Linked DNA regions of Homo sapiens: regions 2, 3, 4, 5 and 6 are each linked to region 1. A link is a loop called in an ENCODE intact Hi-C map of the cell type or tissue named here. Cell type or tissue: IMR-90. All regions are shown on one strand.

Region 1 (5,000 bases):
CATTATGCAAATGTAAAGAAGAAACGGGATAACCAAGAATTTTTTTTAAACTTTCAGTTTAAAACATAGAAGAATGGGAAACACTCAACAGTTGTGAATGAGTAGCAAATAGCAAACCTTGGTGTATAGGGATAGCAATGAGACTTACTTGGTTGGTGATTCTAGAAGCTGCTCTCTGGGATGATCTCCTTGTTAATGATCCCCTATGGATTCATCTTTGATGGGCAATAAAGAATTGCTTTCTTGAGGGACGCACAGCTTCCTCAGACCTCTTCATGCTACTGCAGGTCTAGAGGCCTGGAATTTGTTTTAAAAATAAAAATTATACACTGTTTTCAGGCAGGCTTGAGGTGTCTTTGACAATGTGGTTTCCTAAAAATCTTAGTTGGCTTCTGTTCTATTTGCTTCCTATCAATTGCATATGTGTGTAGACACAGCCAAAGATGCTGTGTCCACAGTCTTTAAACCTGAAGATCCTTCCCCCTTTACTTCCAACATCACTGATCTATCCTTTTCTAGTTCTTCTTCAATGGCTACTTCTTTGAGACAATTTGAAATCATAGCTTCTCATGGGAAACACTCCCCTGAATCTGAACTTTTTTAATGGGTCCAAGGTGTCTTGCAGATAATCCTTAAATAATGGGAGAGGGCCCAGTGGGCATGCCTTACAAAATGATAGTAATAATAATAATGATAATAATAATGGGAGAAGGACTTAGGGTCTTTCTGGCTAAGGTTGCTACTTTGAAGTCACTATTTCTGCTTCTTTGGTGCAGATAAAGAAGCAGTTGGCCTTGTCAGTGTTTCAGTGCTCCATGTCATGGAGCTTCTCTCCATATTGGGTTGTGGCCACAGTCAAATAACACCTGCCTTGGGAAGGTAGTATTGGCAAGTTGTACCATATATAGTACTTTGTACATAACAAAATACATTTTGCCTTCTGTCTTCCTGCCTGCATTGAGCCCAATTCTGCATTTTTGATTCTTATAGATTTTAGATTGACCCTACTTTCATGGATGAAATTAATTAGTCTCTTTTCTTTCTTCCTTTTTTTCCCCTTTAGTTGCAAACTATAGAAACCATTTGGGCTGGTTTGAGCATAAAAGGAAATTACTGGGAGTTATTAGGTGCTCGGTGATTCATTGGGAGGTCTGGCAAAAAAGAAGCTCAAGGCTAAGCTCATAGGAACACAGCCCGGCATCTCACACAGAAGTGGCTTGATGAGGATTCTACTGCCTCCACAGCTCCTGCCATCATCTTCATCTGCACCATAGATGCTCAGAACCCAGTCTGTGTCTGCATGTTGCTGACTTCCAAATGAGAGCTTCATGAGAGTGTATTTGGTTGGTAGAACATAGGTCCCAGACCTTCTCCCTGGGAGCTGGAAGAGATGCTGGGAAATTCTGCCCTGGAAAAATAAAACTCACAATGTGGGAAACAAAGAAAATGTACAGCAGGGGTTTAACAGAATGACAGGTATCTGCTAAAGAAAATATTGATTTTTTTTAAAAAAAAAAAAGACAATTTTCCCTTTAGAGCCCCAGAAAGATTCAGGCCTTAGAGGCACTAAGTACTATAGAAAATGAGGCTGAAGCATGGGGCTGAAACTTGGTTTGGTTGAAGGTCTCTGGAAGGCAGAGCAGTTTAACCTCTAGGTTCCCTCATCCACCCCCATACAGCCAGACAATTATCCCTCCACCCTTCTGTTCTCCTCCCCTCTTCCCTTAGAAAACTTGAAGTTTATTCTCTAGAGAAGTTCCAGGCTCAGTGACACCAGGCCAAGGTGCTGGACTGAAAACAATTAGATTAAGTTAAAATCTGCTTGATAAGTGTACAAGTAATCTATTTTCAAAACCTAAGAGATGTTGTCAGCTATCTCTAACTATATGCCAGCAGTAGGCCTTCTAGGAAACTGTACTATGATTCCAGGAAACTCGATTGTGGGCTGGGGAAGGACAATAAAGTGGATTGTATGATCATCTGCTTCTGTTACTGGAAAGGGATCCTGATCCAGACCCCAAGAGAGGGTTCTTGGATCTTGTGCAAGAAAGAATTCAGGAGTCCATAAAGTGAAAGCAAGTTTATCAGAGAAGTAAAGAAACAAAAGGATGGCTACCCCATAGACAGAGAGCCCTGAGGGCTGCTGGTTGGACATTTTTATGGTTATTTCTTGATCATATGCTAAACAAGGGGTAGATTATTCATAAGTTTTCTGGGAAAGGGGAGGTTCCCAAAACTGAGGGTTCCTCCCCTTTTTAGACCATATAAGGTAACTTGGGTGTTGCCATGGCATTTGTAAACTGTCATGGCACTGCTGAGAGTGTCTATTAGCCTGCTAATGCATTATAATTAACGTACAATGAGCAGTGAGGATGACCAGAGGTCACTTTCATCACCATCTTGGTTTTGGCCGGCTTCTTTATGGCATCCTGTTTTATCACCAGGGTCTTTATGACCCGTATCTTGTGATATCAATCCTGCCGACCTCCTATCTCATCCTGTGGCTAAGAATGTCTAACCTCCTGGGAATGCTGCCCAGCAGGTCTCATTCTCATTTTACCGAGCCCCTACTCAAGATGGAGTCGCTCTGGTTTGAACGCCTCTGACACTTCCACTCTCAAGGAATGGTGTTTTTATTCTCTTCTCCCCAGAATGTACTTCTGGTCTGTCCCGCTGTTCCATTCCACAGCATTTTAGGAGGTTCTCAAGAGTGTCCTAAACAAGCAGAGAAGAATGGTGAGACTTACCCATTCCTAGTTTAAGAAATGAGTGAAATGGGGTCTGAGTTATATCACAGGTGAGCTAGACATCCTCGAAATAAAGAGCCAGAGTATCAGGCAAACCTTCTAATAGCTAAAATGAGCGTACTTCTATTCCTAGCTACAGTTTAGACTCCTGTGGTACAGTTGGCTTTCCCAGGCTCCCGGCGTCCATGCTGTCTCGGCGCTATCTCGCAGCCTGACGCCACGCGCCATCTGCTGGCCTTGAGCTGCATAGCTCTAGAGTAACTTCAGAGGCCACGGGGGAACAAAGAGCACTCGCCTACTTGACTGAGCTCCGACAGGCCGTCCCTCTGCTTCAGGTGTAGGCGTGAACAAGTCCAGACCACTACCTTAACAGGTATGAGGAAAATGAAGACTCTCCTATTTTGGCACGTATCTCAAAATTGTCATCATTCACTTAAAGTGCATAACCACAGAGACCTTCCTACTTATTTTCTCTGGTGTTTTGAAGTTTTGTCATGGGAAGAAAATAGCGCTTCTAGAAACATGAACTAGACTAATTACTAATGGATTCTTTCTCTTACATTTTGTACAGTGGAATAAGGGCTATTAATTCATTAAGCAGTTGGCTTGGAACCTTCTCTGACGACTCTTTGCAAAGAGAGAGAGGTCTAGAAGACTTGTGGGAAGGGAGGAAGTGGTGGTACCTGATATTTTCCAATTTTCCGCAGGTCACTGATGGGAACTTTGACCAGCATCCTTGTTCCTCCCTCAACTTATGGTCACCCTAAAAAAGCTAAGGCATAGATTTCAAATTCTGGAGCCAGTTTTTGTATTTAGGTCTCCAAGTACAGAGAGAAACTGGCAGACAGGGGTGGAGAAGTATTGAGAACGAATTCGGACACCCTGAAAGCGGAGTTCTAGATCCAGTGTTGCCAGCAACGAGCCAAGAGACCTTTCTTCACAAGTTGATTTACCTTTCCATGTTTCAGTTTTCTCATAATTCCTGCCCTTATTCCCTTCTCACCACCCCTGATCCCCTCCCCTTTCCTGATTGGGTAACAGGACAGGAAGCAGCAGAGCATTCTATGAAGCTTCCTCCTCAACGTCCTAGAGTAGCGGGTCTCAGTCTTCACTACACAGTCAAGTCCCATGGTGCATTTTTCAAACTTGCATACCTGGCCCTTCCTGTGCTGAATTCTGGTCTGCCCATAATTTGCTCCCTCCTTTCTCACTGTTTTCCTTTCTCCCTTCCTTGTTTTCTTTCCTATCCCTTGCTGTCTCTGTTAGAACTTCTTTTTCCTGGTATCTAGCCAATCTCTTAACCCTGTTTTACTTTACTGTCCTAAGATGCTGTCTTCTCATGCCTACATGTACTTTCTTTAAAAAAAAAACTGTTTAAAAAACATTGTGTGGGAGGAGCCAAGATGGCCAAATAGGAACAGCTCCAGCCTACAGCTCCCAGCGTGAGCGATGCAGAAGATGGGTGATTTCTGCATTTCCATCTGAGGTACCAGGTTCATCTCACTAGGGAGTGCCAGACAGTGGGCACAGGTCAGTGGGTGCACGCACCATGCGCGAGCCGAAGCAGGGCGAGGCTTTGCCTCTCTCAGGAAGCCCAAGGGGTCAGGGAGTTCCCTTTCCTAGTCAAAGAAAGTGGTGACAGACGGCACCTGGAAAATCGGGTCACTCCCGAATACTGCGCTTTTCCAACGGGCTTAAAAACTGGCGCACCGGGCCGGGCGCGGTGGCTCACGCCTGTAATCCCAGCACTTTGGGAGGCCGAGGCGGGCGGATCACGAGGTCAGGAGATCGAGACCATCCCGGCTAAAATGGTGAAACCCCGTCTCTACTAAAAATACAAAAAATTAGCCGGGCGTAGTGGCGGGCGCCTGTAGTCCCAGCTACTTGGGAGGCTGAGGCAGGAGAATGGCGTGAACCTGGGAGGCAGAGCTTGCAGTGAGCCGAGATCCCGCCACTGCACTCCAGCCTGGGCGACAGAGCGAGACTCCATCTCAAAAAAAAAAAAAAACAAACAACAAAAAAAAAAAAACGGCGCACCAGGAGATTATATCCTGCATCTGGCTCAGAGGGTCCTACGCCCACGGAGTCTCACTGATTGCTAGCACAGCAGTCTGAGATCAAACTGCAAGGTGGCAGCGAGGCTGGGGGAGGGGCACCCACCATTGCCCAGGCTTGCTTAGGTAAACAAAGCAGCCTGGAAGCTCGAACTGGGTGGAGCCCACCACAGCTCAAGGAGGCCTGCCTGCCTCTGTA
Region 2 (5,000 bases), 430 kb before region 1:
AGGCTGAGGCAGGAGAATCACTTGAACCCGGGAGGCAGAGGCTGCAGTGAGCCAAGATTGCACCAGTGCACTCCAGCCTGGGCAACAGAGTAAGACTGTATCTCAAAAAAAAAAGAAAAAAAAAGTCCTAATGTAGATAAGAAACTTTAGTTGTACATATGTTGCCTCATAATCACTCAAAAACAGAACATTGGTTCACTCTTCTTAACCCACATCATGGGTTAAAGAGAACATTGCCAGGAGGCCTTCACTCTTCAAGAGAGGCATCATTTGTTAGGTTCTTTTTTCATGGCTTGGAATAAAACAGACAATGATTAGAAATGTATCCCTCATGACAGGCTCTGTAGCAGATTCTACTATAAAGGCTATGGTTACACAACAGACTTAAATTCTCTTCTGAAAGTTATGCTAAATAATAGAATTGCTCTAGATTATTTAGTGGCTGAACAGAAAAGTATCTGTGCAGCTGCTGGCCCTCGTGGCCTATGGAGAAATACATCAAATGTAGATTATAGAGATTCACTTGTAGGGGATTAACGAAGAGACTGCTTAGTTAAGTGAGTAGACTCTTTGTCTAGCTCATTCTCTAATCTATTTGATTTTAGGTGGTTTGGTTTGTGGGGACCCTAGTAAGGAGCATACTCCAAATTCTTGGTATTATCCTCCCCAAAGTCATAATAACAGTCTCCCTGGCATACTGTATTCTCTCGAAGGTTTTAAATGTTTGCATGCAGCCATCTCTAGAATGTCAAATGGTCTGTCTTCACTGCAATGACAAGAGCTGAAAGAAGTGTTCAACCGTAAGGACACTGTAACCTATGAATGACATGCTGAGACTGGAAACCCAAAATGATGGTAACTGAGTGTGGCACTAAGACCCTAAGTTTTGGTCACACTCTCACCTAAGTGAGAACCTGACGCAAAAAGGGAGATTTTTTAAAGCAAAATTACAGGAGGCCATTGTTTTGGACTGAGTTCATGCACTAGGCCCCAGCAGACCAAAGCAAACAAAAATGGAGTCGCTCATGCTACATGTGATATAATCAAACTAAGATTTTAAGCAAACACATACATCTTAGAATAGACCAGGTTTCATTTTTCTCCTGTAAACAGAATATTCCAGCAAAAGGAGGTAACTTGTACTCAAGCCCTTGTTCCTACCTTTGCAAAACTCACTGTTCTACTGTTTCCTAGTGGGTTTCAAGACCAAATAAGTACATTTACAATGGTGATAGTGACATCAATGACTAATGTTTTGGTTAATGCCTCAAAATTGAGAAAAATGACCAAAAGTGGGGATTTGTTAAAGCAAACTAAATATTGCCTGAGAAGGACTCTGTACTTCTTTATTTAAGTCCTTGTGGGTGAACTGCAACCTAACTTAATAGGCCGACAAGATTGAAAACCTAACTTAGGAATATGCCCTGAAACTATAGCTGAGACTTGGCCAATCCCAGCAGCCATACTTCAACCACTTGTACACTGCTGAGTGTTCAAACTGTGTTCAAATAAGGCAAACAGCAATCTGTAACCAATCCAGCAGTTTCTGTACCTCACCTCTGATTTCTGTACATCACTTCCTTTTTTTTTCTCTATATATTTGTTCTGACCATAGGCATTCCTGGAGTATCTGTGAATCTGCTGTGATCTTGGGGGCTGCCCGATTCATGAATTGCTCATTGCTCAATTAGACTCCTTTAAATTTAATTCAGCGGAAGTTTTTGTTTTAACATAGGTAGTCAATAAATAGGTCTTAAATTCATGAAAGAAGACTGCCATGGTTGTATACATGGATTCATCCCTCATGAATTTGGTAATTGGCTTGGTTTATATACATATTACTAAACAGAAATGGATTGAAGTCTTTACTTTGGGGCTAGTTCTTGTTTTTCCAGAAATTGCCAATTAAGATAGAAATACAGACAAAGAAGGAAAATAGGTTAGCCCTTAATCATCCATTAAAATAGCATCAGGAAAAAAAAAGATCAGTTCCCATATTGACCAGAAGAGGGCAGAGTCCCAGTGGTAATGTGACATAGGACAGGTGTTTGATGCTGCAGGAAGGTTTCAGAACATATGACACTGCCTAGGGAAGGTAAGCATAAGTGTCAAAGATAGCCACGTGGAAGAAAGAGAAAGAAATAATCTCCAGGAGGGGATGGGATAGGAGATCTTAATAAATCTTAATAAATTCTATTTCCTTTACTGAAATTCATCTTCCTTCCTCAAACATTATTGAGCACCTACTATGTGTCGGGCAATGTGCCTGGGACTCACAATACAGAGACAGATATACTTCATGTGGTGTCTGCCCCAGGAGCTTACATACTAGTAAGGGTTACAGAAAATTTTTTTTTTCCTTATGTGTTAGACTTCTTTTTTCTTTTCTTTTTTTTTTTTTTTTTGCCACATTTTCTTTAAATATATATATATATATATATATATATATATATATATATATATATATATATATATATATTTTTAAATTATACTTTAAGTTTTAGGGTACATGTGCACAACGTGCAAGTTTGTTACGTATGTATACATGTGCCATGTTGGTGTGCTGCACCCATTAAATTGTCATTTAACATTAGGTATATCTCCTAATGCTATCCCTCCCCACTCCCCCCACCCCACAACAGGCCCCGGTAGGTGATGTTCCCCTTCCTGTGTCCATGTGTTCTCATTGTTCAATTCCCACCTATGAGTGAGAACATACAGTGTTTGGTTTTTTGTCCTTGCAATAGTTTGCTCAGAATGATGGTTTCCAGCTTCATCCATGTCCCTGCAAAGGACATGAACTCATCCTTTTTTATGGCTGCATAGTATTCCATGGTGTATATGTGCCACATTTTCTTAATCCAGTCTATCATTGATGGACAGTTGGGTTGGTTCCAAGTCTTTGCTATTGTGAATAGTGCTGCAAGAAACATATGTGTGCTGTGTCTTTATAGCAGCATGATTTATAATCCTTTGGGTATATACCCAGTAATGGGATGGCTGGGTCAAATGGTATTTCTAGTTCTAGATCCTTGAGGAATTGCCACACTGTCTTCCACAATGGTTGAACTAGTTTACAGTCCCACCAACAGTGTAAAATTGTTCCTGTTTCTCCACATCCTTTCCAGCACCTGTTGTTTCCTGACTTTTTAATGATTGCCATTCTAACTGGTGTGAGGTGATATCTCATTGTGGTTTTGATTTGCATGTCTCTGATGGCCAGTGATGATGAGCATTTTTTCATGTGTCTGTTGGCTGCATAAATGTCTTCTTTTGAGAAGTGTCTGTTCATATCCTTTGCCCACTTTTTGATGGGGTTGTTTGTTTCTTTCTTGTAAATTTGTTTGAGTTCTTTGTAGATTCTGGATATTAGCCCTTTGTCAGATGAGTACATTGCAAAAATTTTCTCCCATTCTGTAGGTTGCCTGTTCACTCTGATGGTAGTTTCTTTTGCTGTGCAGAAGCTCTTTAGTTTAATTAGATCCAATTGGTCAATTTTGGCTTTGGTTGTCTTTGCTTTTGGTGTTTTAGACACAAAGTCCTTGCCCATGCCTATGTCCTGAATGGTATTGCCTAGGTTTTCTTCTAGGGTTTTTATTGTTTTAGGCCTAACATTTAAGTCTTTAATCCATCCTGAATTAATTTTTGTATAAGGTGTGAGGAAGGGATCCAGTTTTAGCTTTCTATATATGGCTAGCTAGTTTTCCCAGCACCATTTGTTAAAAAGGGAATCCTTTCCCCATTGCTTGTTTTTGTCAAGTTTGTCAAAGATCAGATGGTTGTAGATATGTGGTATTATTTCTGAGGGCCCTGTTCTGTTCCATTGGTCCATATCTCTGTTTTGGTACCAGCACCATGCTGTTTTGGTTACCTTGTAGTGTAGTTTGAAGTCAGGTAGCGTGATGCCTCCAGCTTTGTTCTTTTGGCTTAGGATTCTCTTGGCAATGCAGGCTCTTTTTTGGTTCCATATGAACTTTAAAGTAGTTTTTTCCAATTCTGTGAAGAAAGTCATTGGTAGCTTGATGGGGATGGCATTGAATCTATAAATTACCTTGGGCAGTATGGCCATTTTCATGATATTGATTCTTCCTATCCATGAGCATGGAATGTTCTTCCATTTGTTTGTGTCCTCTTTTATGTCATTGAGCAGTGGTTTGTAGTTCTCCTTGAAGAGGTCCTTCACATCCCTTGTAAGTTGGATTCCTAGGTATTTTATTCTCTTTGAAGCAATTGTGAATGGGAGTTCACTCATGATTTGGCTCTCTGTTTGTCTGTTATTGGTGTATAAGAATGCTTGTGATTTTTGCACATTGATTTTGTATCCTGAGACTTTGCTAAAGTTGCTTATCAGCTTAGGAGATTTTGGGCTGAGACGAAGGGGTTTTCTAGATATACAATCCTGTCATCTGCAGACAGGGACAATTTGACTTCCTCTTTTCCTAATTGAATACCCTTTATTTCTTTCTCCTGCCTGATTGCCCTGGCCAGAACTTCCAACACTATGTTGAATAGGAGTGGTGAGAGAGGGCATCCCTGTCTTGTGCCAGTTTTTAAAGAGAATGCTTCCAGTTTTTGCCCATTCAGTATGATATTGGCTGTGGGTTTGTCATAAATAGCTCTTATTATTTTGAGATACGTCCCATCAATACCTAATTTATTGAGAGTTTTTAGCATGAAGGGCTGTTGAATTTTGTCAAAGGCCTTTTCTGCGTCTATTGAGATAACCATGTGGTTTTTGTCTTTGGTTCTGTTTATATGCTGGATTACGTTTATTGATTTGCATATGTTGAACCAGCCTTGCATCCCAGGGATAAAGCCCACTTGATCATGGTGGATAAGGTTTTTGATGTGCTACTGGATTCAGTTTGCCAGTATTTTATTGAGGATTTTTGCATTGATGTTCATCAGGGATATTGGTCTAAAATTTTTTTGTTGTTGTGTCTCTGCCAGGCTTTGGTATCAGGATGATGCTGGCCTCATAAAATGAGTTAGGGAAGATT
Region 3 (5,000 bases), 320 kb before region 1:
CCCTACAGGCATTATTTCAACTGATATTTACGAGTGGTTTTATGGGATAGAATCGTGCCAGTCATATCAAGGAACTTTTCATATCTTTCAACCCATGCTAAGATAAATAGAGCCAGTTATGATTATTCTCATTTCTTGAAAGGTACCTAATGATCCACCAGAAAGTTAAATGAATCCTCACTTATCAGAGGAATTTTTTTTTTAAGTAAAAGAAACCTAAACCCCAAGACCTAGACTCCTGGAATAAGAATCTCTTTACCAGTGAAAATTCTTAAACATTAAATAAGCATTTACCGGGAGATATCGATGAGGTCTTAACTGTACATTGTCTGATTCTGAGGCAAAACATACAAATACAAACACTGAACTAGTACTTCTAACTCATCCTTCCATGCTACCTGCTGTGTGACCTTAAGCAAGTCATTTATCTTCCCTAAGTATACATTTTGTTATCTTTAATATACAGGGACTGTGTTTGAGGTCTCTAATTTCCCATATAGCTCTAAAATGAAATATTTGTTTAATGAAAGAATCTATTAACATTGTCAACAGCAGTTTTTATTTTAATCTTTAAATACAAAGGGCAACACGTGTTTCATGGCACAAAAATCCTTCATTGCCATAACCTCTGAGAGAAATATTTTTGCAAAGTTTTCTTGCTCTTCTTGGGAAAAAACAATCATGCCATTAGGTTCTGTGAGTGAGGAGATGCCAGTGATACAGGATGAGGGATAGAGGTTTTATTTATTTGCTTTGACCTGAAATGCTTTCAAAGTGCTAGGATTTTCCCCGTGAAAAATGCTTTGCTTCTAATATTATCTCCAGTGATCAAGAGTTAGTGTCAAAGGTTTGTGAATGGATTTCAGAATGTGCAAGTGGCACCTCCCATCGTTAGCTGTCTACATTTTTTTATAACCACTTGCATACTTTTGGTCAACCACTGTAAAATAAACAGTCCTTCTCAAATGTTTTTGTTTTCTTTGACAGCACAGCAATAATTCACTTGGAATGCTGCAGAATAGAATAGCACTTTAATGCTGTTGTAAGGATGGCTTTTATGATTTCTATTCATCGAGTTGTTTTTAAGTTAAAAGATACCAGACTGAAAAGAACATAAATCCCTGTGGAGATATGTTATGCTTAGATCTTTGCACCCTGTTCCCACCCAAGGATATATACATAGAATATATGTATAAACACACATCCACATATGCATAAATATATGTGTACATATACGCTCAATATAGACATTTAACACAACATTCACCTAAAGTGTTTACTGTTTTTGTTTTTGTACTTTTGTTTTAAATTTGAGAAGTATAGCATCTAGATTATAGTAGAGTTTTGTGTTCATGCAAATGAAGATGTAAATTAATGTTTATTCCTACCTAGAAAAGTTTCAGGAAAAAAATGTCATAACACACTTTTGCTTACTTGGTACATACTCTTGTTCTCTTTTTTCTGGCCATGCACTTACTAAATATGAAGTTTAGAAGAAAAAAACTTTATATATAGTTTGTTTCAAATTTGATATATTTTAGTTAAAAGTGCTTTATTGCCAGGCATGGTGGCTCACACCTGTAATCCCAGCACTTTGCGGGGGCCAAGGTGGGTGGATTGCTTGAGCCCAGGAATTCGAGACCAGCCTGGGCAACATGGCGAAGCCCCATCACTACCAAAAAAAAAAAAAAAATAGCTGGTATGGTGGCACATGCCTGTAGTCCCAGCTACTTGGGAGGCTGAGAAGGGAGGACCACCAGAGCCTGGGAAATCAAGGCAGCAGTGAGCCGTGATCATGCCACTGCACTCCCGCCTGGGCGACAGAGCTAGACACTGTCTCAAAAATAAAAAAAAGTCTTTATTTTTTTTCTTTCAGGGGAATGGTTGATTACTGTCTCAGATGTACATACCAGAATTAAGTTTATACCTATGTGTCAAAAATGGAAGGATGAAAATTGACTTGAGAAACTGCACAGTTTCTGTGCAACATTATATAGGATATCTTTACAAAGGACAACATTCGAAGCAAGAAATTGGAGCTTAGGCAGTATTACACTTTCTATCTTACCTATACTACTCTCTGAGAAACCCATTTCTAGCCTGTACAGCATAGCTTGTAAACTGTGATCTTCGACTAGTATGAATAAGTCTTGTGTTGAGTTTAATTTCAGAGGCCGGGAGTTTATCAGCTGAGCCATCTCACCTGCATTCCTTGCAAGTCATTAGAGCCTTAGATGCCTGGCTTGGCTTTGGGCTTCTCCAGCAGAGAGCAGTGAAACACTGTCAATAAACCTAATTCTGGAAACCAGAGTAGATTCCAAGTTGGGAAAAAAGCAAAGGCAGAACTAGCAGGCTCATCAGAGTTATAAAGAAACTGGGGAAACTGGGCTTGTAGATTTTTTAAAACAGATATGTGTTGAAACTTTGATGTCAATATTAATGGCAATACACATATTTAGATATTTAAATGTTATTCAAAATATCACTTCATAGCAAGGTAGATGACCCAAAAGAAAAAGTGTGCGCTTTCCAAAATTTGCTTCTTATTTTAATCCTGCAATTGCTATACAGTTACACGTTTATTAGCTTTACTATTACACATGTATTAGGTCATTTCCATTTGCATTCAGTGTTAGAACAATGTCAGCTCTTCAATCCCAATCTCTGGCTACCTAGCTTGGCAGTTCTTCAAGCATCCCTTGTTTACAGGGACCACTTGGAAAGTCAAGTATGTTATAACAAGTTTATGCATCCTCATTCTACAAGAAACGTTGTTGCAGAGAACCATTTTAAGAAGCTTAAAAACAGTTTTCTATGGCTCCAGTTCAAAATGGGGTTCATAGTGGGGATGTGTGAATGGCGCTTCCAGGTAAAATGATTTATTATTACATTACACATGAACTTGTTAACAGTATAACACAAAAGTGTGAACACTCCCCAGGACACCTCACCCTTGGCTGGGGTGCAAGTAGGTTCTTCTCCTTTCAATCAACAGTAGCATGATGACAGAGAATATTAGTGAATGCAGTATGTTCATGCTTGGCTGCTCTTAAAGAAAAAATTTTCACAAAAGGAAATATGAGCGTTTACAATCCCATGATATGGAACATAGGATCTGACCTGTTTACTTCTCTTGGATGACAAATAATTTAATCTATTAATTTTTTTTTTGAAGCAAAGACAAAAGGGAAGAGGCCTAAAAAAAAAACCAGGCAGGTCATCCATTGCTCCATTGACGTGGGAGATAATACCCTATGTATAACCAGTGACTTGAAGAGTTCTCATTCTGAAACTTTTTTGCTCTCTTCAAAGCACTGGGCTCAAATGCTAGCCTCTGTGTGCAGGCTGCCAAAATACTAAGTGAAGCATGGGGCACTACACATTAAAGGGGAAAGGTCAGCATGGCACCATGCCCAAAATGCATGCTGTACAGCGGGATGAACTTTGGAGAGACCAGCTCACATCAAGTCACCGTGTGTTTTACATTCTCCCAGTGACCGGGGTCATTTTACCTCCCATTGGAATCTCCTCTCAGCCATTATGTCTCCCAGTTCTCAAAGGAAAACCTCTCTCCTTGACCCCTCCTAAGGCCTCTCTGCACAGTACCATTCTAGCAAAAAGGAACAGCTCCAAGCCAGGAAACTACTTCCACAGGGCAAATAAAGCTTCTGCCAGAACTCCTAAAGGCAAAGCTTCCCTGCTGCTGCAGCAGCCAGCAGACGCAGGGCTGCATTGCTTGGGAAAGTGCAGCCTGCCGCTCCACGTCAACATTCCACCCCCTTAGCTTTTCCCAAGGTCTCAGTGAGAAAACCTTTCTTTTTTCTTTCTTCATTTTTGTTTTTGTTCTTATCAGTTCAAACAAGAACAATGAATTCCTCAAGCCCAAGCAAGAATGTGACAAGGTGTCAACAAAGCCAACCAGGAAGGTGATGTATGGCCCATAAATCACTTCACAAACCAGGGCTGCAAAGAAAGCACCCAGCAACCCAGAGCCCCGAGTGTGAGTTTTTTCTACTCCTAAACCTTCACACCCCCCACATCCACCCTCCTCCAGCACCTCACTGACTGCTCACCTGTCACTCCTCCACTGACCAATTGGCCTACTCATGGGGTAAGACAAGTTCTGTTCCTTCTGTGGCAAATACTGGGCATCTATGGTAGAGCACCACATAATATAATGTGCTTTAGGGACATGTGTTGCTATGGGGTATGGTTTCCGGAGGCTGTCTGGAAAGCTCTACTCAAAACCTTAATTTGAAAGGTTTATAAATGGTGAAAGTATTTGTTCTTAGAGTAAAAATTTGATTTAGAAAGTTTGGGCTTAAGTGGTGAAATGATTTTATGGTTTTCAAAAATCAGAGGCCAGAAATTGTTTTGCGTGCTTTATAAATGATATAAAGAGAAATGGAGAACAACCAAATTAGAATCTCTTTCTGGGGTTGTAGGATTTGGTTTTCTTGAAAGAAATATTGAATGTATAGTTGTGTACATATTAAGATTAGGAAGAGAAAGAGTATTCACAATTGCCTTATGCAAAGTAACTTATTGGCTAATAGAAAATTACCAAATATTTTCTTTCACTGTTTTAATAGATGTGACTAATTATACTTTTTATGCCATGGTTTCAGAGTGAGTATATGGTGTAAATTCCTAATGCAAAAACTCCTGAAAAGATTTAAATTCAAATGACTAATTTTCAGCAACTCAGTATCCATTCTGTGAGCTTCTATTTTTTTTTCTATATATACATTTTTTTTTTGAAAAAACAGGCCTTAAATACATATTTAACTAACAGGCTGGAACAGCTAAGTAAATCATTTATAAACACAGATTTATATAATGGAATGACCTGTACCTACTACATTCCTATATAACCAGTTTAGGAGAAAAAGCAAAAACTTCCAAAGAAGCAATTTTGTTGAAAACTGAAGACATCAACAAAGAGAAAACCTCACCAATCCCCATGATAATGGTGACCAAGTTCAGTCTAGTTGAATGCA
Region 4 (5,000 bases), 120 kb before region 1:
GCTCCATCTATTTTCCTGCCAAGGACAAATCTTATTCCTTTTCAAGGCTGCATAGTATTCCATAGTGTATACATACCACATTTTCTTTATCCAGTCTGTCATTAATGAGCATTGGGTTGATTCCATATCTTTGCTATTGTGAGTAGTGCTGCAATGAACATATGCGTTCATGTATCTTTATAATAGAATGTTTTAAATTTCTTTTGGTATATACCCAGTAATGGGATGGCTAGGTTAAATGGTATTTCTGGTTCTAGGTATTTGAGGAATCACCACACTGTCTTCCACAATGGTTGAACTAATTTACATTCCCACCGACAGTGTAAAAGCATTCCTTTTTCTCCACAACTTCTCCAGCATTTGTTGTTTCTTGACTTTTTAATAACTGCCATTCTGACTGGTGTGAGATGGCATCTCGTTGTGGTTTTGATTTGCATTTCTCTAATGATCAGTGATGTTGTGCTTTTTTCCATGTTCATTAGCTGCATGAATGTCTTCTTCTGAGAAGTGTCTGTTCATGTCCCAAGGGGGATATCTTAAGAAAACTTTGCACAGCAGTGGAAACATTTTTACATTTTTTCCAAATAATAAAGTAAGATTGTATGCTATTTTAAATTAATAGTATATCTTTCAAGGGAGCTCTTTCTGATATCTCTTTACATGATAATAACAAAAATAGTTCGCCCCCAATTGTGCTTTATGTGTAGAATCATCTTCTTGCTGAAGATGCTTTATTCAGTTGTTTTCCAAAGCTATAACCTGGAAGAGCTTAAGCTGAAGCCTCATGTGTACTTAATACAATTTTAAGCATAGTGAAATACAGATATAGATATGCATGTTGTAGGAACATAGTTATCTATTCTACTTATCAGGAGTTGCCCAGGAGGGCAGTTCTCATCATTCAGGAATAAGTTAATCAGATTTGAGGCCTTAGTAGCAAAATGATTATATTGCATATCCAGCTGTATAGTGACAGATAGACAAGACAGATGGATGTAGGTACAGATATATTTAGAGTATATAGCATATTCAGATGTAAATATAGATGATGCAAATATAGACACGGACACACATCAGCATTATATAGATGTTTATTTTCTATTTTAACACATGCGTTTAGGACAACTTAACAACAGGAGATCATTACTTTCATCTTTGAATGATTCCAATATTTTCCTCTTCCAAAATATATTTTGGCTGTTATATAAATGAAACCCAAGGAATGGTTAGGATTTACATTAAGATTACAGACTTCTTCCCATATACTCTAACTTGAGTTATGCATTTAGAGAATACTGATTTGGAAGGCTTCTCAAGGGTTTGTGCCCTACTGGCTCCCCAGTCTGGAGTGTTCTTTTCACAGAGCTCTAAGTTGCGTTCACTAATATCATGCCAAGCTCTGCATTAATTTCATCTACTCAGAGAGGGCTTCCTGACCACTCTGTCAGAAAGAGCAGACCCACTCCCAGCCCTTCTCCTCATCATTTTCTAATATTCTGCTTTGTTTTATTCCTTATATTTTGTCATTACTGATTTTTTCTTTCTTTCTCTTTCTCATTCTTTCTTTTTCTTCCCTCTCTCCCGTCCTTCTATTATTTCTCCCTCCCTCCCTCCCTCCCTCCTTCCTTCCTTCCTTCCTTCTTTATTTTTTCAGCTGTCTCTGTCTCTAAAGGACTGGAACTTCATTTGCTTGTTATGGTATTTTTAGTGCCTAGAATATTGCCTGGCACAGAATAAGTGTTCAAAATATCTTTGTTACATGAGCAAGTGAATGAATGAATGAATGAATGAAATCCATTCAATTTAACTCATCAGATAATGCTGCATGAAAGTCTTGTGACCCTCCATAGAAATAAGAAAAACACATTTTTTGAAGTCCAAGTATGTTGTGGGCATTGTGCTAGGAAAGGCTGGAAAATTATTTCACACAGTAACATGTGAAATGGACCTATTGTCATATTTCTTGAACAGAGTTTAATTTCTATGTTCGGCCCTTATACTGTTGGGCAGTGAAAAGTCGATCTTAATCTGTTTAGGATTCCATTCTGTTCTCTTTAGGGTCGTGCCTACATTTTCAAGCTTGGTGTATGTGAGTGGGAAGGAAGGGTTCTGGTGCTGCCAGGCCATGCTGGTGTCTGATGTAGCATCCTAGTTCCTCTCTGGTCCTTGGTCATTGGTCCACACAGGTTTCTTCAGTGTGGCTCTCTCAACTAATTCCTGAGAATCTGAGAAATGGGTGGCTGCCTCAAAGGCCAGGCTGAGACATCAGTAACTCTGCTTTCTTGCCTCTTTGAGACCCATGAGATCATTTTGCAGCATCTGAGTAGAAAAGATAGTTTAAAGACAGGACTTAAGGGAATATTTAGAAAACATACAGGAAAATGTGCTGTATCTAGAGCTCTAGAGGTGGTCCAGAGGTAGGATGACAGAATAGTATCATGGGAACCAAAGGAAGAAAGGATTTTATAAAAGAGAGATGTCAACAGCATCAAACACCAACAGAAACCGACTGGAATGGAGTAAAAGAGGCATTAGTGTCATGTCTACAAATGCCTAAACAATGATAACTTTTTTAGAAAAAAGGAGTAAAAGGAAAGATCTGCTAATATATGGTACAGCATAGACAAACTGACTTATTTATTTGTACATTTTTTCTTATTGAACAGTTTTGTGGTTTTCTTATAGAAACCCAATGAATGGTCAGGAATGACTTTTCCACTTTTCCATTGTAAGATCACTGGTCACTGGCTCTGCTTCCTCAGTTTTTAATTTAATGAACTTGGCACAATTCAAAAACAGTTAATAGTTCATCCTTAGATTTGTGCAGTTTCTCAAATGGCAATGACCTTTTGCTATGGTCAGTTTCTCATTTTCTTTCTGCCCATCCCCCAAAGGAAAAGGTTTTGTAGAGGCATTACACAGAACAGCTGCTTGGAACATGCATAGGCCAGTTTACATTAGGCTGTTTTTTCTTGAGAAAGTCATAGTTTAAACAAATGGTTGTGTCTATTTTAATCATTTTTGCCCTCTTTTGAAGTGTTTTTTCAAACAGAAGTTTTTTTTTAGAATAGAGTTTTGCATTATAAATTAGTCTGCTCTGTCATGTCCCTTTTAAACACAGCTGTTACTACAATGTAAACAGAGTTTTTAAAATGTAGATAAACAGTTACAAGAGGAAGAGTTTCAAGTGTTTTTAACACATGGTCAGTTTTTGCTTACTTGAATTCTGTGGTTTGAAAGTTGAATTCGAAATACACTTTTGATTTCACAGATGTCAAGCTATTCAATACAGCTGTTCATGGATGCCCAATTTTAATTTCACAGCTGGCACAGTTTTGACAATATCACATTTTTGAAGTCATATCAGTAGTAAACCTAGGATGAATATGGAAATTCTACAATGGTACACTACAATACTCCTTTGAGGCATAAATGTTGAATGTAAAAACTATCTAGTAGGCCTAAGCTAAATTATAAAACAGTTTTTCATGGTCATCCACCATATTTGCTATGAAATACACAGCAAATTTCAGTATCTTCATAGAAGGTACAGTTATAATCCCAAGAAGAGAAACAAGAGAATACTAATTCTTTAGTGTAATAATCTTATATTTTAAGAATTTATGCCAAAGTACCCACCTTAAAAAGTTAAAAATTACACATTATTTGGATGTAAAGCTTTTGACTGATCTAAGTTTGTTGTTTTGACAAAATTCAAACAAATGAACTTAAATATAGCATCTGTGTCATTTTCCATCAGCATAAAATGCAAGCACTAGACATAAGTACACAAGAATCACAAGCATTTGGAACTGGCAGAGTATTAAAACTAGAGCATTTCAATGTTTTTTGGGGGAAATGTAACAATATATTTGAAATGTATACTTCCATGATCTATCTAAAAATCTACTATCAAAAATATTATAATGGATGATTAAAGGTATCACTGTTTAAATTATTATCCAGAAATTCCCAAGTCGTTGTTTACCTGTGACTTCTATTACTTGAGTAATAAATTTTGGGACCACATAATTTTAGATAATTATTTAGCAAATGTTCTTTTAGCAAATGCCACATAAAGTAAAAATGAATGTAAAATTAAATTCTATCTAAAAAACAGTTTAGTTAGAAAATACCATCACTGAAATGTCCAAGAAAAACATACACAATTTCTATCCATATTGTTCCCAAACCACCAGGCCTGAGTTATGGATCTTAAGGAGGAAGCCATCTTACCAAACCTAATTACTCTGTGTTTGGCTTGGATAAATGGTTAACTGATTATTTAGTTATATCACACAACCCAACATGACCTCATTTTCAATAAAAACATATGATTTGATCCAGAGCTTTCCACAGTACTTCATAATTAGACACCTTATCCATCAGGCTGCAAGAAAACCCTGGTAAAGAGTAAAACAAGAATTTTCATGTGTTAAGTTATACACCAGAGGGAGTCCCATGAATATAATACAAACATACTGACATTGCCAAGGAAAAGTCAATTAAAAATTATATGCACTCTAAGAGTTACAAAGCTCAAAATGTGTTGTGTAATTCAGGCTGAATAGCCCTTGAGTATAAGCATTCATGAAAATTAGGCTTTATTTATTAATGTTTTTATCTCTAGGAGTTCCTAAGAACTTTCCTAAGTGAATTTTAGAACTGATGTTAAAAGTATAAACCACATTTTCTTCATCAGAATTTCAGATATGTTTGTAGGTATGAACACACATACTATATACTTATAAGTAATGCCATATTTAGAATCTTTAAATTTTTCCTAAAACATGATCATATATCTGATCTTTTAATGTACATAAATACTCTTTCAAGCTAAATTGAGTTAACTCCCTTAAATAAAAAATAATCTGAATTTCTTCCAAAAACTCACCTCTTATATTTATTCAGTGTGATGGCTGTCCCTCATACCTCTCTGAGTCATGTACATAAAGCCTGTACATGAAACCAGGATAATTTGCTTCTGTTTCTGCCAATTT
Region 5 (5,000 bases), 180 kb before region 1:
GCTGCTGGCCCAGGTGCTAAGCCCCTCACTACCCGGGGCCTGCGGGGCCAGCCAGCTGCTCCTAGTGCGGGGCCCGTGAGCCCACGCCCACCCGGAACTCGTGCTGGCCCGCAAGCACCGTGCACAGCCCCGGTTGCCCCCTGCGCCTCTCCCTCCACACCTCCCCGCAAGCTGAGGGAGCCGGCTCCGGCCTTGGCCAGCCCAGAAAGGGGCTCCCACAGTGCAGCGGCGGGCTGAAGGGCTCCTCAAGTGCAGCCAAAGTGGGAGCCCAGGCAGAGGAGGCGCCGAGAGCGAGCGAGGGCTGTGTGGACTGCCAGCATGCTGTCACCTCTCAATGCCAAGTATTGCTGGGGATGAGGGGAAAGCAGGTGGCTGACATACTGCTAAGAGAATAAACTGTTACAACCACTTGGAAGAATAGTTTGGTGATTGATATCTAGTAAAGATGAAAGTATGTAACCCTACAACCCAGCAATTTCATTTCTAGGGACAAAAGTAAGAGAAAACACTTTCATCTGCAAACAAGGGGACCACCACCACAAAGATGTCACTACATTATTTTTAGTAGAAAAAAAAAAAAAAGGCCTACTAAATGTCCCTATGGGAGAATGAATAAATACATTCTGGTATATTCATTCAATGGTATATCCCTACACGTCTCAAAATGGATGTGTCTCAAAAATGTATTGTTGGATGAAAACATTTGTCTACATTGTAGATGATCTACAGAAGGATATTAATGCTCATTGATGTCCCGCCACGGGTTACTCTGGAGGCACTTTACTGAATCCTCCATACTGCCACCAATTTTTCTAAACAGTTAATATGGTTATGCTAACTCCTTCCTTTCCTTTAAATGGGATAAAAGCTGGCTAACAGATAAAAATCTTAAGTTGCCAATTTCTAGATTTGAACAATCTGTGTCCAGTCTAGCCTTGTGTTCATAGCTCAAGACACGACAGAAAAAGTAATAAGGACAATTTAAAGTTAGAGACTTACATTAAGAGAAGCTAGCATTGTTAGCCAGGAAAACACTATGAACTTGAGATGATGTTTAATATTGGTTTTAGGGCTTCTGTGTTCTCAGATATGCAGATCTGTCTGGTTTAGCTTTGAGATTTAAATCTAACCTCTTTCTTTCAAAGGATCTGAAATGATTCTGGGATTCCTTCTTGCATCCTCCGTTTCTTTTTCTCCTTCTGTTTTCCTTCCTTCTTGGAAAGCTTTACATAACATTTTTAAGTATGATAAAGTGTTTGGAAAGCTCCATGCAAAAAGCTGGTTCATTTGAATTCAACATAATTGATTGCACAGCTACAATTTATTTGCCATGCCCTATGCTAGAATCTGCGGCCTGCGAACTAACACACCCCTATGCTCAAAAAATTCATAGTCTAGTTGAATATAGATAAATATCATTCAGTGACTATGCCCCACATCAGTGCCAAAATAGAATACTTAAACCTTCTTTAACTCTTCTAAGCAAAAGAACCTTCATAAAGTTAAGGATTATAAATAGCTGTAAAGGAATCACTCGGTTACGGCGACCACCCAGGTGGTGCCAGAAGTTGGAAGTAGCCCTCCTCCCTCAGCCCGCCATCAGTGCAGCTCAGAACGAATTGGCTTTGCAGGAACGCTGAGAGAAAAGGAAAAGCCGGCCAAATCTTCCAGGCAGAAGTAGTTCTGATCCGAGGATTAGAGCCTGTCAATTAGGGGTGTCCGAATGGGAAGGAGGAAAGGAGGCGAAGGAAATATGGCTTAAGCTCCAGGGGAGACTCATTTTCTTTAGGAGAGAGGGTCAGGCACCAGGACTAGCGCGTTCCCATTCTCCTCCGAAAGGAGTCCATCCTTATCCGGATTTCCCTTGCCATGAAAATGAGGCCCCCCTCCCGCCGGCGCGTGCTCGCTGGGCTGGTAGAAGCTCCCGGGTGGCCCGCGCGTGGCCCGGCCGCGGCGGGGGTGGCCCCGCGGTCAGCTCTGGAGTCCGCCGCCGCCGCACTAAGGACGGAGCCGGCCCCAGACGCGCCCTGGCCCGGCCTCCCCCCGCCGGGGAGCGCCCCCGGCCCACATCCAGGCTGCGTCGGGGTTTGGCAGGCCCGGCCGGAGGAGGCGCCTTTGAAGTCTCGGCTGGCCGACCGGGAGGGAGATGGATGACCGGGCAGGGGCAGGGACGCTGGGGCCCCGCCTGGTTCCCACGATCAGGCCAGCGCAAGGGGCCACCGTGCGGCGCGGGCGGGCTCCGGGGCAGAAGGGGACGAGCGTGCGCCGGCGCGACCGAGGGAGAACTGGCGGCCGCTCAACACGAAACTGGAGTGGGTGTGAGACAGGAGATGGTGGGAGTCAGAGAACAGTGTGTGTGCGACAGGGGGTGTGACAGAAGACGCAGTGTGAGTGTGAGGGGGCCGGGATGCGTGCGTGCGCCCTGCGTTAAGTGCGCGGGGGTAAAGAAGACACGGGCTGCGCGTGGGGTGGGGGTGTTGGCGGGGCGCGCGCCACAGCGACGTGGAGAGGTCTAAGCCCGGGCCGTCTGCGTGGGGTGCTGGGGTCTCTAACCCCGAGCGTGGGCGAGGGGTGGGGGCTGCTCGCCGGAACCAGCCGGGAGCACCTAACGCCCAGTCCCGCGCAGCGCCCGTCCCGGCAGCTCCGGCGGGTCTGTGGAAGGAGACTCGCGGCGGGAAGGAGATACAACTTAACTTTAGAGCGCGGCGAGAGCTATTAACTTGTCACGGGCATCCGCTCATTCTTTATTTAAAAAAAAGTCACGAGCCCAGAAACCCCCCCAAAGGAGGGAGCGCGCGGGGAGCTGCAGCCACCCCCACAGCGCTAGGGAGATTGGGGTGTGCGCCCCCGCCGCCCGGCCCCGCCCCGCCCCTGCCCTCCCCTCCCCTCCTCTCCTCTCCACTCCTCTCCCCTCCCCTCCCCTCCTCTCCTCTCCTCTCCTCTCTCCGCAGTTCCCCGCACCGCCTGGCCACGCCCCGCCGCCCGGCCACGCCCCCCCAGACTGCATGGCGTCGGCCCGTGAGCCAATGGGAAGCTCCCGGGCTCCGGCCGCCGCGGCAGGTCGCGGCAGGAAGCGGTGGGCTAGCGGTGGCCCCCAGCAAGATCGATCACCTTTCCCCCTCCGCAGCTGGGCCAGAGACCCCGAGGGGAACCGGGCCATGTTCTTCTCGCCCTGCCCTGGGCTTGGAGAAGGCTAAGGCCGGTGGTCCCGGACACCCAGGAGGTTTGCTTCTTAGCCTCTTCTCCAGACTTGCAGACACGGATAATAACTCGCCCGGTTTGAGGCCCAGAGAGAGGCTCATTAACTAGAGATTATACAATAAAGGCTCTCCTGGAGAGGAAGGTCGCCTTCCCCCTTCACCCCAAATTATTTCCGATGGGGTCATTGCATACATCTACAGGCCACATCTGTTCAAAAGGACCTATTAAAATATTTGTTGACCTAGAAGTGAGAGAAGGGAGAGGACTGGGAATGTTGGGGCTCCGGGCGCGGGCGGTGGGGCAGCCGGATGTGGTGAGCGCTGGCGCTTAAAATGCGCCCAGTGGGAGGATATGAAGGGGATGTTAAAAGTCACGCAGGTCGCCTCCTCCCCCATATTGTGTTTGAATGTTCTCCATGTTCAAGGTGGAACCTCAGGCTGCAAGGTGTTTGCTACTCTTAAACTGAGTGGTGAAGAGCCAAGATTTGAAATGGAGGAGATATTTCACAGAACGATTTTGAACTGCAGAAAGAAAAAGGTGGAGCCAGTGGTGGAAGTACAGAAAACAGATGATAAAGGATAGTTGCAAAAATGTCATCAGCATTCTTCAAACCCAACAGGCATTTCTAGAGACCTCTGCTCTCTCTTCTCTGAGTCAAAACTCAAATCTGGGCCCTTAGAGAGCTGCAAGTAAAGGTGCTTGGTTTGTGCTATGGTGAAGCCCCACAGGCTGCAAGGTTTGCTGCCTTGTTGGTGGAGGGCAGGCCCCCTCTTTTAGGTCTTTTTTTCTTTTAATTTCAAATTTGAGCTGGAAGACGGTTTATATATCCTCTTTCTTCTCACTCACCTACATCTACGTTCTGAAAATGGGAACATCGGCTACACAACAGAAGCTGCCTTGCTCCTCTTGATGAGGCGCAGTGTTTACTTGTCACTATTTTATTTTATTGGCAACTTAAAACCTCTGCCCTTGAAGGCAGTTGCTCATCCTGGAGTTTCTTTCAGAACATCTTTTTCTTTCTTTCTTTTTTTTTTTTTTTGAGACGCAGTCTCGCTGTGTCACCCAGGCCGGAGTGCAGTGGTGCGATCTCGGCTCACTGCAAGCTCCGCCTCCCAGGTTCACGCCATTCTCCTGCCTCAGCCTTCCAAGTAGCTGGGACTACAGGCGCCCACCACCACGCCCGGCTAGTTTTTTGTTTTGTTTTGTTTTGTTTTTTGTATTTTTAGTAGAGACGGGGTTTCACTGTGTTAGCCAGGATGGTCTCGATCTCCTGACCTCGTGATCCGCCCGCCTTGGCCTCCCAAAGTGCTGGGATTACAGGCGTGAGTCACCGTGCCCGGCCAAGAACATCTTTATTTAATGAAAAATGGTTGACTTGCAGCAAGTATATCTTAACAAAATTGTAATTATAAATGCATTGTATTGTAGCAAACTGATATTAAAACCAAAAAGGAACCATGTAAACAATGTTTATGACATCATAATTCTTGACTACTTGAAATTAAACTACCTACTCATTTTTAAAAATCGGTCAAAAGCTTTCCACTTTCTTTGTTTTTTGAGATTTTCTTTTTGCATTTGGTAAATTTAGAGACAGACAAAAGGGGGAAGGGGTGTTGTATCTTACTCAACAAATAATTGGGTTAATAACAAACATTCCTATAGCCTGTATGAGGCATGAGACTCTCAGTAAAAATATATCAGTGCAAAGCAGAAGTAAGTTGAAAGGTTATACAGAGAAATTCTACCATGGTGTCAAAATATATACCATAGATATATATATAACAAAATATATACCC
Region 6 (5,000 bases), 530 kb before region 1:
TATTCATCTATGTGGCTTCCATTTTGTTTTTTAACCTCCCTGGGCCTCTTTTTATGAATCTGTATTCAGAAGGGTTGCACAAGATGTCTTATAATATTCCTTCCAGCTCTGACCTGCTGAGTTTCTCAATGACTGGATAATGATTTTATTATTTCGATTCCTCTCCAGGAATCTTCCTCTCCCAACCTGCCCTTTGGCATTTTCATTTTTTTCCCTCTTGAAATTGCGTCCCTTTCCCTCTTTCTCTATCTTTTCTCTGTTGATTTTTTTCCCTTATGGCTTTTCCTCACTTCCTTTTTTCCTTCCTCTTTCCTTCAACTTCCTTTCTCTGCCACTTTTTCTCTCTTGACTTCATCCCCTCACCTCCTCTCGTCTCTCTGATGATTTCTCTCTTTTCCCCTCTCTCTCTTCTCTGGATATTTTCTTCTCTCTTTCCCTTCATCACGCCTTTCTTTCTTTCATTGAACTCAACATGCCTTAATTTTCCTTTGCTGTACTCTTTAGATCCCAGCAGATCCTTGGAATATAACAGGAAATCAGTTACAGGAAATTCAGAACGTGTGGTACCTTTCTTTAGAAAAAGACCAATGAATGCTTGGAATAGCAGGAAGTTTAGGCACTGAATAGATTACCTTAGTTTCTCTGTGCTGTGCAGATAAGCTCATTGTTCTAACTCAATAGAGGCATTTTTTGTTTCCTGGATGTGCCATGTTTCTGGTGTTCTTCTAGAATCACTGGGCTCCTTCTTGTAGTAAAAACAGTACTTTCAAATTGTTAGCTTTATTTGGAAAACTTTAAAGATAATCTTTAAAAGCCCCAGGCTAAAACTCGCACCTCTATTATGTTCCTTTATCCAGTCAAATAGTTGCAAATTATATGAGCTGGATTTGGATCCTGAATGGACACAACAGAAGATGTCAATATTTTATCTTGTATTCTTTCTCTGAGCTTCACAAATCTGTTTTGTATCCCTTCATTTTTGGTTAAATTATTGAAGACATATCATTTTCTGAAAGTCTTCTTAGTCCAGATTTCTTAGGCAGAAAAACCGCCATCTTGTTTTGGATAATGAAACCTCCGTCTACCATACTGACATGTGAAGTATTAGTTGGTTTGTAGCAGTGTTTTCATCATCATCAAATCTTTCGGGACACATCCATTTTTTTCTATGTCTCTTTTCTGTGCCAACTGAAGTGAGACTGGCTCTTTAAGATAAAACAATGTTTGTGAACAACCTTTATTTTTTAAATCACTTATGCTTGTAGAATGTGTTGTTTAAAATTCTCTTTGGGGTCCAGGACTTTATGCTGTATGCTCTTGGAAACACCACGGTCTTTTCCAAGTTTCTATTCTTATTTCTCAGGGAGAGAGACTAATTGTTAAAATGATCAGTATGCTTCTGATATTGTTGCATAAGTCATGTGAATAGGGGCCCTGCTATGTTGCCCAATCTGCCCTCGAAATCCTGGGCTCAAGTGATCCTCCAGCCTCGGCCTCCCAAGTATCTGGGAAGACAGGCGCATGCCACTGTGCTGGGCTCATGTGAATATTTTTAAGGACATACAAATAAACCTGTGTTTGATGTAAAGGGTGAAGACATTATCTTTGATTCCCAATTTCTACCAATTTTTTTTTTTTTACATAAGCTTTTTTTAGCCACCTCAGGCAATCACAGCATTTCAAAGGGGCTAGCTTGATACTTGGTTGAAGAGGGACTCTATCCTCCTCTGAATCTTGGATTCTAGCCTCAACATACACATCAGGTTTGGAATTTAATTTAATTCTTGGAAAATGGTTTCTTCATAAATTTTTTTTAATAAAAAAGAGATTTTAGAAGTATGATCAGGTGGTCTCCACACAGAGACATACAGGACACTTCCTGATTTGTGGACAACCCCCTTGGGTAAAACGGCCATGATTGCTCAGTCCCCAGCTTCAACAACAACTGGGGCAGCTCTGAAACCCTCTGGCTGTGGCCGAGGTGGACTCACCTTCAAAAGCGTCAAGGCCGGTGGGAGCTCTGAACTCAGAGCAGCTCCACAGGGGGCTGGGCAGGATGATAAATGGATTCGTTATTGTTGTGTGGAATGTCCACAAGAACCCTTTTGCACCTGAGACACAGAAAACATTAAAGGGGCCGGGCGGCACAAGCTTGGCTTCTGAAAGATAAAATACCATAAAATGAGCATGCAGTCATTGGGCAGATCATGAAGGAGGAAGGCATTGGACCTGCTCTCCAGGAAGGGACCTCAAGAGAGAACTTGCCAAAAAATCTCTTGGGAAGGTGCACATCTTCTGCAGCCTGCAGTAACCTCCTGGCTTCTGCAGGGCAGAAAGGAGGCCTCTTTTTTCAGAGAGATGGCTGTGTTGGCACCAACACACAACCCCTTCCCTCGTTTCTCATGGGCATCACTTTACTGGGAATGCTGTATGCTCCCAGGATGGTATTTCCATGAAGACATAGTTGGCCAGTCGTGCTCCCTATCCTCAACCTGATACTCAGACAGTCCCAGACAGAGCAAGGCATCGGGTTGCAGTTACACAGCAATCTGATGTGACAGGGCAGTACGCAGCTCAGGCCTCGTGTCATTAGAAACATCGCTGTTCAACGAGGCTCGGTGGCTCACGCCTGTAATCCCAGCACTTTGGGAGGCTGAGGCGGGTGGATCACCTGAGGTCAGGAATTCAAGACCAGCCTGGCCAACATGGTGAAACCCGGTCTCTACTAAAAATACAAAAATTAGCCAGGCATGGTGGCACACGCCTGTAATCCCAACTACTCAGGAGGCTGAGGCAGGATAATCGCTTGAACCCAGGAGGCGGAGGTTGTCATGAGCAGAGATCACGCCATTGCACTCCAGCCTGGGGGACAGAGCAAGATTCTGTCAAAAAAAAAAAAAAAAAAAAGAAGAAAGAAAGATCGCTGTTCAAAAACAAAATGCCTTCTCATTCTAATAAAACTCAACAATCTGGATGTCCTTCTCTGAAAAAGGAAATCAACACAGATGGCATTATCTTAAAATTGGGCCACCATTGAAGCTGTGGATCAGTGGCAACATGGAGTTTGGTTCCTACCGAAAACAAAACTGTCCCAATCCAGAGTCGGCCAGTAGATGGCACCCTGAGCATCTGACATAAAATCTAAGGCTGAGAATATTTATCTTCACCAAAGCGCTTCTCAAAACATTAAGCAAAACTTTGACTGAAACGCAACCGTATTTGGACAAGCAGGTTTATTTTACTTTAGTGCTGTGTTATTAGAAACATACATATGTGTGTGTATATATTTTACTATCAAACCCTAAAGTTATGGAAAATATCCTTGATGGTTAGGATGGACTGTAAACTTTTACAGTATTATTTGCAGGCAGATTTTTCAATTTCTTATTTAAGCCAGCTTTTTCTTAATATGAGGTTTAGTGGTTATGTGTCATACCAATGCTCAGGAAAACTCAGGAGAATATTTTTGGTTATCTAAATACCCCTGTGAAAGAAACGCACTCATAGGAAGAAAGAGAAATGCAGTGCGATACTTTGTGTGTTTTTAAAGAACAACTGAAATAAATGTTTCTATTTTGCTATATGCATCTATGTGGAATTATGTACACAAACACGTACAGCAAGATCAAGATGAGAAGATATATGGATATAGTTTAGTATAGGAATGCCACTCTATCTCAGATTCCAGCCCACACTCAAACCTAAAGGTTTTAGAGTAGGGAATAACTCTTAGAATTTAGTGATAGATATAGTATTTGGAAGATAAGCAATCCTTTAACCAAAAAAAACCATTGCCTTGAGTGGAAAGTCTGAACAAAACCTTCCACTGTCTCTGTGTGGATATTTTCTCACTGGGTAAGTGGTCAAAGAAGATGTGGTGGAGTACAAACAAAAACTAAAGGACAGATTGGAAGATCAGAGACTCAAGTTGCATGACAAAACTATTTGAGACTGAAGCAAAACTGAGGACCAATAATCAGAAGAACATTAAGGAGAGACATGAAGCAAAATTGGGGACCAATAATCAGAAGAATATTAATGAGAGATAGCAAAGTTCCAGAGGTACACATAAGAGGAGAAACTGGGAACACTCAAGACTCAAAACTAAAGGCACACACAACTTGTGGGCAGAACAAGATGAGCTTCCTGGGATGAATGTGTTTTGCTTGTAATTTTGCTCCCTTTGAAGGTGCAAGGGCTCCCTCAAGGATGCCTCTTTGCCCTTCTCAAGGGCACTCTTTCTTTTTGTATGCAGCGACTGACAGACTTACTGATCTCTTTGTAATCACAAATATTGACTCCCATTATTTATTCAGAGTTTATTTCATTGCTAGCTTTGACACTTGACACAGAGTTATATCTTGCAGATGGTGAAATAAATACTCATTCTTTGAGGTAACTGGATATCAAAGGGAAGTAGAAGTCCTCGGAATGTCCAGAGAGGGTGAGCAGGTGTTGGGTGTCTGTGGGAATTTCAATTATTTGAGTTGCAAGTTGGTTTGGGAAACTCCTTCAAGAAGTTGAGTGGCAGGTAAGGACAGGCTGGTGAAATCCTGGTCAACAGATTTCACCCAAGTCCTGTTGTTAGCAGCGATGGAGTCTCTAGTGTCAGTAGGAGTGCTGACCTATGGGGGAAAGTGCCCTTGTATATGGCATTGGGACACAGATTCAAATGTCCTCAGCTTTAGGAGTCTGTATCATCCTTTCCTGGGGCAGCCATGTTTTCATGAGCTCATTGGCCTTCCTGGCGCACAAGGATGAAAATAGTAAAAAGGAGGCCAAAAACAAAGCCATATTGACCTCAGTTGAATTCCAAAAATGAGGAGAAAGAAGTGTTAAAGTTTGCCAAATGGAAACAGAAACTAGTCTGTGGGAAAAGCAGTTTTATTTTCAGACTTCCAAATAGATCTTTCAAATGGCAAACCATAAAAACTAAATATGAACACTATTGAGGAATTGCCTGAAATACACAAAAAGGGCCCACGCCATTGTTCCAGCAA

The links. A loop is a pair of places that touch in the nucleus more often than their neighbours do. Peaks named below come from ENCODE experiments on the same cell type or tissue, not always from the same donor. Only the 100,000 strongest peaks of a DNase experiment are listed, where the experiment ranks them.
Region 2: a loop joins it to region 1, with 5 times the contacts of the local background. A loop is called at or near these places in 25 of 110 quality-filtered maps.
Region 3: a loop joins it to region 1, with 7 times the contacts of the local background. A loop is called at or near these places in 12 of 110 quality-filtered maps.
Region 4: it touches region 1 in a loop (4-fold over the local background); 33 of 110 quality-filtered maps call a loop at or near these places.
Region 5: a loop joins it to region 1, with 4 times the contacts of the local background. A loop is called at or near these places in 3 of 110 quality-filtered maps.
Region 6: a loop joins it to region 1, with 5 times the contacts of the local background. A loop is called at or near these places in 71 of 110 quality-filtered maps.

The regions. Positions count from the first base shown.
Region 1 is chr12:65,554,878-65,559,877 of GRCh38, reverse strand. The region is part of intron 2 of MSRB3-AS1 (MSRB3 antisense RNA 1); the gene reads left to right. LOC105369187 (a long non-coding RNA gene) reads left to right here and starts at 2,567. Exons shown (of 3, transcript NR_135033.1): 1 at 2,567-2,797; 2 at 2,881-3,120. It overlaps LOC105369808 (a long non-coding RNA gene), which reads right to left and starts at 2,966. Exons shown (of 4, transcript XR_945035.3): 1 at 2,748-2,966; 2 at 1,207-1,408; 3 at 149-297. RefSeq lists an enhancer at 2,413-3,612. In IMR-90, a CTCF peak has its summit at 2,976 (motif pointing left); a DNase peak (open chromatin) is centred at 2,967; H3K27ac peaks cover 354 bases.
Region 2 is chr12:65,980,847-65,985,846 of GRCh38, reverse strand. No RefSeq gene overlaps it. Among named protein-coding and RNA genes, the nearest start is that of HMGA2-AS2, 35 kb to the right of the region's middle. RefSeq lists silencers at 1,904-2,198, 1,775-2,346. In IMR-90, a CTCF peak has its summit at 2,008 (motif pointing right); no DNase peak of the experiment used is centred here.
Region 3 is chr12:65,875,986-65,880,985 of GRCh38, reverse strand. All of the region lies in intron 3 of HMGA2 (high mobility group AT-hook 2), which reads right to left. The region is part of intron 1 of HMGA2-AS1 (HMGA2 antisense RNA 1); the gene reads left to right. Among named protein-coding and RNA genes, the nearest start is that of HMGA2-AS1, 3.8 kb to the left of the region's middle. In IMR-90, a CTCF peak has its summit at 2,264 (motif pointing right); a DNase peak (open chromatin) is centred at 935.
Region 4 is chr12:65,673,426-65,678,425 of GRCh38, reverse strand. No RefSeq gene overlaps it. Among named protein-coding and RNA genes, the nearest start is that of MSRB3-AS1, 34 kb to the right of the region's middle. In IMR-90, no CTCF peak of the experiment used is centred here; a DNase peak (open chromatin) is centred at 3,045; H3K27ac peaks cover 437 bases.
Region 5 is chr12:65,739,511-65,744,510 of GRCh38, reverse strand. No RefSeq gene overlaps it. Among named protein-coding and RNA genes, the nearest start is that of HMGA2, 82 kb to the left of the region's middle. RefSeq lists enhancers at 1,998-2,498, 2,499-2,999 and a silencer at 2,949-2,998. In IMR-90, a CTCF peak has its summit at 2,112; a DNase peak (open chromatin) is centred at 2,980; H3K4me3 peaks cover 2,152 bases; H3K27ac peaks cover 1,379 bases.
Region 6 is chr12:66,085,676-66,090,675 of GRCh38, reverse strand. No RefSeq gene overlaps it. Among named protein-coding and RNA genes, the nearest start is that of LLPH, 43 kb to the left of the region's middle. In IMR-90, a CTCF peak has its summit at 3,113 (motif pointing right); a DNase peak (open chromatin) is centred at 3,175.